Linked DNA regions of Homo sapiens: region 2 is linked to region 1. The links are chromatin loops, found by intact Hi-C in ENCODE. Cell type or tissue: body of pancreas. All regions are shown on one strand. Region 1 holds the start of LINC00106 (long intergenic non-protein coding RNA 106). Region 2 overlaps ASMTL (acetylserotonin O-methyltransferase like).

Region 1 (2,500 bases):
GGGACCTCCGGCATGGCCTCCCTGTGTTCTGGTGCCCTCGCCATTTGCCCTTAAAGCAAGGGCCCGTGGAGGGAGTCCCCCAGGTGGAAGGAAGTCGGATAAAGGGTCCCTGGGGCTTGTTCCTCTCCCTCTCCCTTCAGTGTCTGCTAGAAATTTTTTTTTTTTTTTTTTTTTGAGACAGTCTCACTGTCGCCCAGGCTGGAGTGCAGTGGTGTGATCTCGGCTCACTGCAACCTCCGCCTCCCGGGTTCAAGCGATTCTCCTGCCTTAGCCTCCGCAATAGCTAAAATTACAGGCGCCCACCACCACGCCCAGCTAATTTTTTTGTATTTTCAGTAGAGACGAGGTTTCACCATGTTGGCCAGGCTGGTCTTCAGCTCTTGACTTCAGGCAATCCACCCCGCCTCGGCCTCCCAAAGTGCTCGGATGACAGGCGTGAGCCACCACGCCCAGCCCGTCTTTTTATTCATTGGAGTAACTGTGCAAAAACAGGACCTCTGGACTCTTAAGAGTCTGTGTGTGGCATGCACAGAACATCCCGAGGATTGTGATGATTTAAAAACCAGTGGGGTGACAAGGCTGGAATTCTGTGCAGGGCAGCCTGGCGGGCCGGGTTCACCCACTAACTCCTCCTCTACTCAGCGAGCACTGCACTATGAGTGTCTGGTGCATACCAGGAGTGTCCGTCTGGCTCTAAAACAGCCTCTGGATTCATCTGGGGGCCGGGGCAGGGGAAGCGGGAGGACAACAGATCCTAAGGATGATGTCGAGTACACAGCTCCTCCCTACCTGCCCAGCTCGAAGGCGCACGTCCAGGGAAGCTTTGCAGAGAGCCCTTTTCCAGGGTAAAAGTCTTAGGGGGCTCTTCTAGGGGGAGAGGTCTTGGGGAGCCCTCTTCCAGGGGGCAGGTCTTGGGGGGCACCTTCACGGGGGAAGTCTTCGGGGGCCTCCTTCAGAGGGCAGTCTTGGGGGGACCCCGTTCGGGGGGCCTTTTGAGGAGCCCTTTTCAGGGGGGTGACCCTGGGAGTCCCTTTTCAGGGATGAGGTCTTGGGGAGCCCTCTTCAGGGGCAATGCCTTTTGGGGGCCCTCTTCTGGGGAAAGGGGTCTGTCAAGCCCCCTCATCCTGCAGCCTCATCAGCCCTCCCCGGACCACACTTCGTACAGGCAGAGCCTCGGCAATGATTAATTACAAAAGATGTGCTGCTGCCCCCACCCGACACAGAGCCTGGCACCCCACCCCACCCCGCACAAAGCCAACCTCACCCCTGCTCTGATTCCTTCCCGGCCGTCCGATGAAGCCTGAAGTCTTCCCGTTAAAACACCTCTGCTTCTGGGCGGGGCGCGGTGGCTCACAGCTGTCATCCCGGCACTTTGGGAGGCCGAGGTGGGCGGATCACTTGAGGTCAGGAGTTTGAGACCAGCCTGCTTGGGCCTGGCACCCAGGATGTGCTTGCCAAATGCTTCTGGAATGGATGGATGGAACCCCATCTCTACTAAAAATACAAAAATCAGGCGTGGTGGTGCACACTTGCTATCCCAGCTACTTGGGAGGCTGAGGCAGAAGACATGCTTGAACCTGGGAGGCAGGGATTGCAGCGAGCCGAGATCACGCCACTGCACTCCAGCCTGGGCCACAGAGCAAGACTCCGTCTCAATAAACACACAAACAAAAAAACCCACATCTACTTCTATTATTAACCCACCTACTTTTCTGAGCCCCAAGGGGCTTTCTGGACAGATTCCAGCAGAGCGGCTGCTGGTCAGGCAGCAGTGATCTCTAAAGCTACGCAGGTAATTTTATCAGATGCTGGCAGAGAAGGGGTTCTCATGGGTGGGTACCTGGCAGGCGGATCGGGGCTCATTCCTTTCTTCTTGGTCCTTGGAGGGGCAGGGCAGTGAGAGACACAGCTCTACCCCCACTACCCAGCAGCTGTTGTCTCTCCCACTTCCAATTCCTGGGTGTGAGGCCCACCTGATCCTCCTTTCCCAAGGAGGCTGTGTGGCCCCAAAGGCCTCCCAGGTCATGCCCTAGTCAGGCATAGCAACTGTGTTGTTCCCTCCCAGATACGAGGGGCAAAGGAGTTAGTGTCCAAGGCTAAGTCCCACGTGCAGCACTCTGTATGGAAAAACAGCCCCAATTAGCAATTCATTCATCCATCCATCCATCCATCCATTCATCCATCCATCCATCTATTCATCCATCCATCATCCATTCATTCCAGAAGCATTTGCTGAGTGAGCACATCCATCTATCCATGCATCCATCCACCCACCCATTACCCATCCAATTATCCATCCATTCCAGAAGCATTTGCCGATCGAGCGCATCCATCCATCCATCCACCCATCCATTCCAGAATCATTTACCAAGCAAACACATCCATCTATCCATCCATCCACCCACTCATTGATTATCCATCTATCCATCCATTATCCATCCATCCATCCCAGAAGCATTTGCCAACAGAGTGCATCCATCCATCCACCCACCCACCCATT
Region 2 (2,500 bases), 50 kb before region 1:
CCAAGATGGTGGTGTGTATCCAAGATGGTGGCGTGTCCAAGATGGCGGTGTGTCCAAGATGGTGGTGCTTGTCCAAGATGGTGTTATGGGTCCAAGATGGCAGTGTGTGTCCCAGATGGTGTGTGTCCAAGATGGTGGTGCTTATCCAAGATGGCGGTGTGTGTCCAAGATGTTGTGTGTCCAAGATGGTGGTGCTTATCCAAGATGGCAGTGTGTGTCCAAGATGGTGTGTGTCCAAGATGGTGGTGCTTATCCAAGATGGCGGTGTGTGTCCAAGATGGTGGTGCTTATCCAAGATGGCGGTGTGTGTCCAAGATGGTGTGTGTCCAAGATGGTGGTGCTTATCCAAGATGGCTGTGTGTGTCCAAGATGGTGTGTGTCCAAGATGGTGGTTCTTATCCAAGATGGCGGTGTGTGTCCAAGATGGTGTGTGTCCAAGATGGTGGTTCTTATCCAAGATGGCGGTGTGTGTCCAAGATGGTGGTGCTTTTCCAAGATGGTGTTGTGTATCCAAGATGGCGGTGTGTCCAAGATGGCGGTGCTTGTCCAAGATGGTGTTATGGGTCCAAGATGGCAGTGTGTGTCCCAGATGGTGTGTGTCCAAGATGGTAGTGCTTATCCAAGATAGCTGTGTGTGTCCAAGATGGTGGTGCTTATCCAAGATGGCGGTGTGTGTCCAAGATGGTGGTGTGTGTCAAAGATGGCCATGCATGTCCAAGATGGCAGTGCTTGTCCAAGATGGTGTGTGTCCAAGATGGTGGTGCTTCTCCAAGATGGCGGTGTGTGTCCAAGATGGTGTGTCTCCAAGATGGTGGTGCTTATCCAAGATGGCGGTGTGTGTCCAAGATGGTGTGTCTCCAAGATGGTGGTGCTTATCCAAGATGGCCGTGTGTGTCCAAGATGGTGTGTGTCCAAGATGGTGGTGCTTCTCCCAGATGGCGGTGTGTGTCCAAGATGGTGGTGCTTCTCCAACATGGCCGTGTGTGTCCAAGATGGTGTGTGTCCAAGATGGTGGTGCTTATCCAAGATGGCAGTGTGTGTCCAAGATGGTGGTGCTTCTCCAAGATGGCCATGTGTGTCCAAGATGTTGTGTGTCCAAGATGGTGGTGCTTATCCAAGATGGCGGTGTGTGTCCAAGATGGTGTAATGGGTCCAAGATGGCAGTGTGTGTCGAAGATGGCAATGCTCCTGCTCTGTGAATCCAGACCCTCTAGTTATAACAGGACGAGGGGTGGTGTGTTCTTTCTGGCCACTTCCTGCTGAGGGAGGTGGTTATTACGGGTCACCAAACACAGCCCTGGAGGGGAAGAGGTTGATTTGTTCCTGGTAGCACTCTTTAGGGGCCTTCCAAGCAGCACCCGTTGAAACATCTAGCTTTTAGTTCACAGGGCTTTAAGAAAGCAGAACTTGGGTTTCAGAGGTTTTCAGTTAGGAAAAATTGGAGAAAAAGAAAAAGGAAAAGAATGCAAAACATTATCTTGGAGACATGTAGCCAGAAAAATTAGAATTTAATTCAAACCGTAGAAAAGAATAAAAACTGAAAACCATTAGGCAAGACTAGAATTTCACGACAGGGGTAACTATAGTTTTTCAAACACGATTTTTCTTTTTCCAGTTTTCCCACTTTTATTAAAAGACAAATTATGGGCTGGGCATGGTGGCTCATGCCTGTAATCCCAGCAGTTTGGGAGGCCGAGGTTGGCGGATCACGAGGTCAGGAGATCGAGACCATCCTGGCTAACATGGTGAAACCCCGTCTCTACTAAAATTACAAAAAATTAGCCGGGCGTGGTGGCGGGCGCCTGCAGTCCCAGCTACTTGGGAGGCTGAGGCAGGAGAATCGCTTGAACCTGGGAGGCAGAGGTTGCAGTGAACCGAGATGGCACCACTGCACTCCAGCCTGGGCGACAGAGCAAGACTCCGTCTCAAAAAAAAAAAAAAAAATGTCATGAGATGTAGGGACCAGCCCCACAGGGTCAGTGGATCTCTCCCTGTGTGCGGAGGCATGAGAGTGTAGAAATAAAGACACAAGACAAAGAGATAAAAGAAAAGGCAGCTGGGCCCGGGGGACCACTACCACCAAGACGCGGAGACTGGTGGTGGTCCCGAATGCCAGGCTGCGCTGATATTTATTGGATACAAGACAAAGGAGCAGGGTAAGGAGTGTGAGCCATCTCCAATGATAGGTAAGGTCACGTGAGTCACGTGTCCACTGGACAGGGGGCCCTTCCCTGCCTGGCCGCCGAGGCAGAGAGAGAGAGGAGAAGGAGAGAAACAGCTTACGCCATTATTTCTGCTTATCAGACACTTTTAGTACTTTCACTAATTTGCTCCTGCTAACTAAAGGCAGAGCCAGGTGTACAGGATGGAACATGAAGGCGGACTAGGAGCGTGTGACCACTGAAGCAAAGCACCACAGGGAGAGGGTTAGGCCTCCGGATAACTGCGGGCGGGTCTGACTGATGTCAGGTCCTCCACAGGAGGTGGAGGAGCAGAGTCT

Evidence for each region. Peaks named below come from ENCODE experiments on the same cell type or tissue, not always from the same donor. Only the 100,000 strongest peaks of a DNase experiment are listed, where the experiment ranks them.
Region 2: it touches region 1 in a loop (4-fold over the local background); 71 of 110 quality-filtered maps call a loop at or near these places.

What each region holds. Positions count from the first base shown.
Region 1 is chrX:1,395,989-1,398,488 of GRCh38, reverse strand. LOC124900597 (serine/arginine repetitive matrix protein 1-like) reads right to left here. Exons shown (of 5, transcript XM_011546186.2): 4 at 1,265-2,117. The coding sequence ends at 2,097. It overlaps LINC00106 (long intergenic non-protein coding RNA 106), which reads right to left and starts at 1,464. Exons shown (of 3, transcript NR_130733.1): 1 at 1,265-1,464. In body of pancreas, no CTCF peak of the experiment used is centred here; no DNase peak of the experiment used is centred here.
Region 2 is chrX:1,445,945-1,448,444 of GRCh38, reverse strand. The region is part of intron 1 of ASMTL (acetylserotonin O-methyltransferase like); the gene reads left to right. Among named protein-coding and RNA genes, the nearest start is that of ASMTL, 5.7 kb to the left of the region's middle. In body of pancreas, no CTCF peak of the experiment used is centred here; no DNase peak of the experiment used is centred here.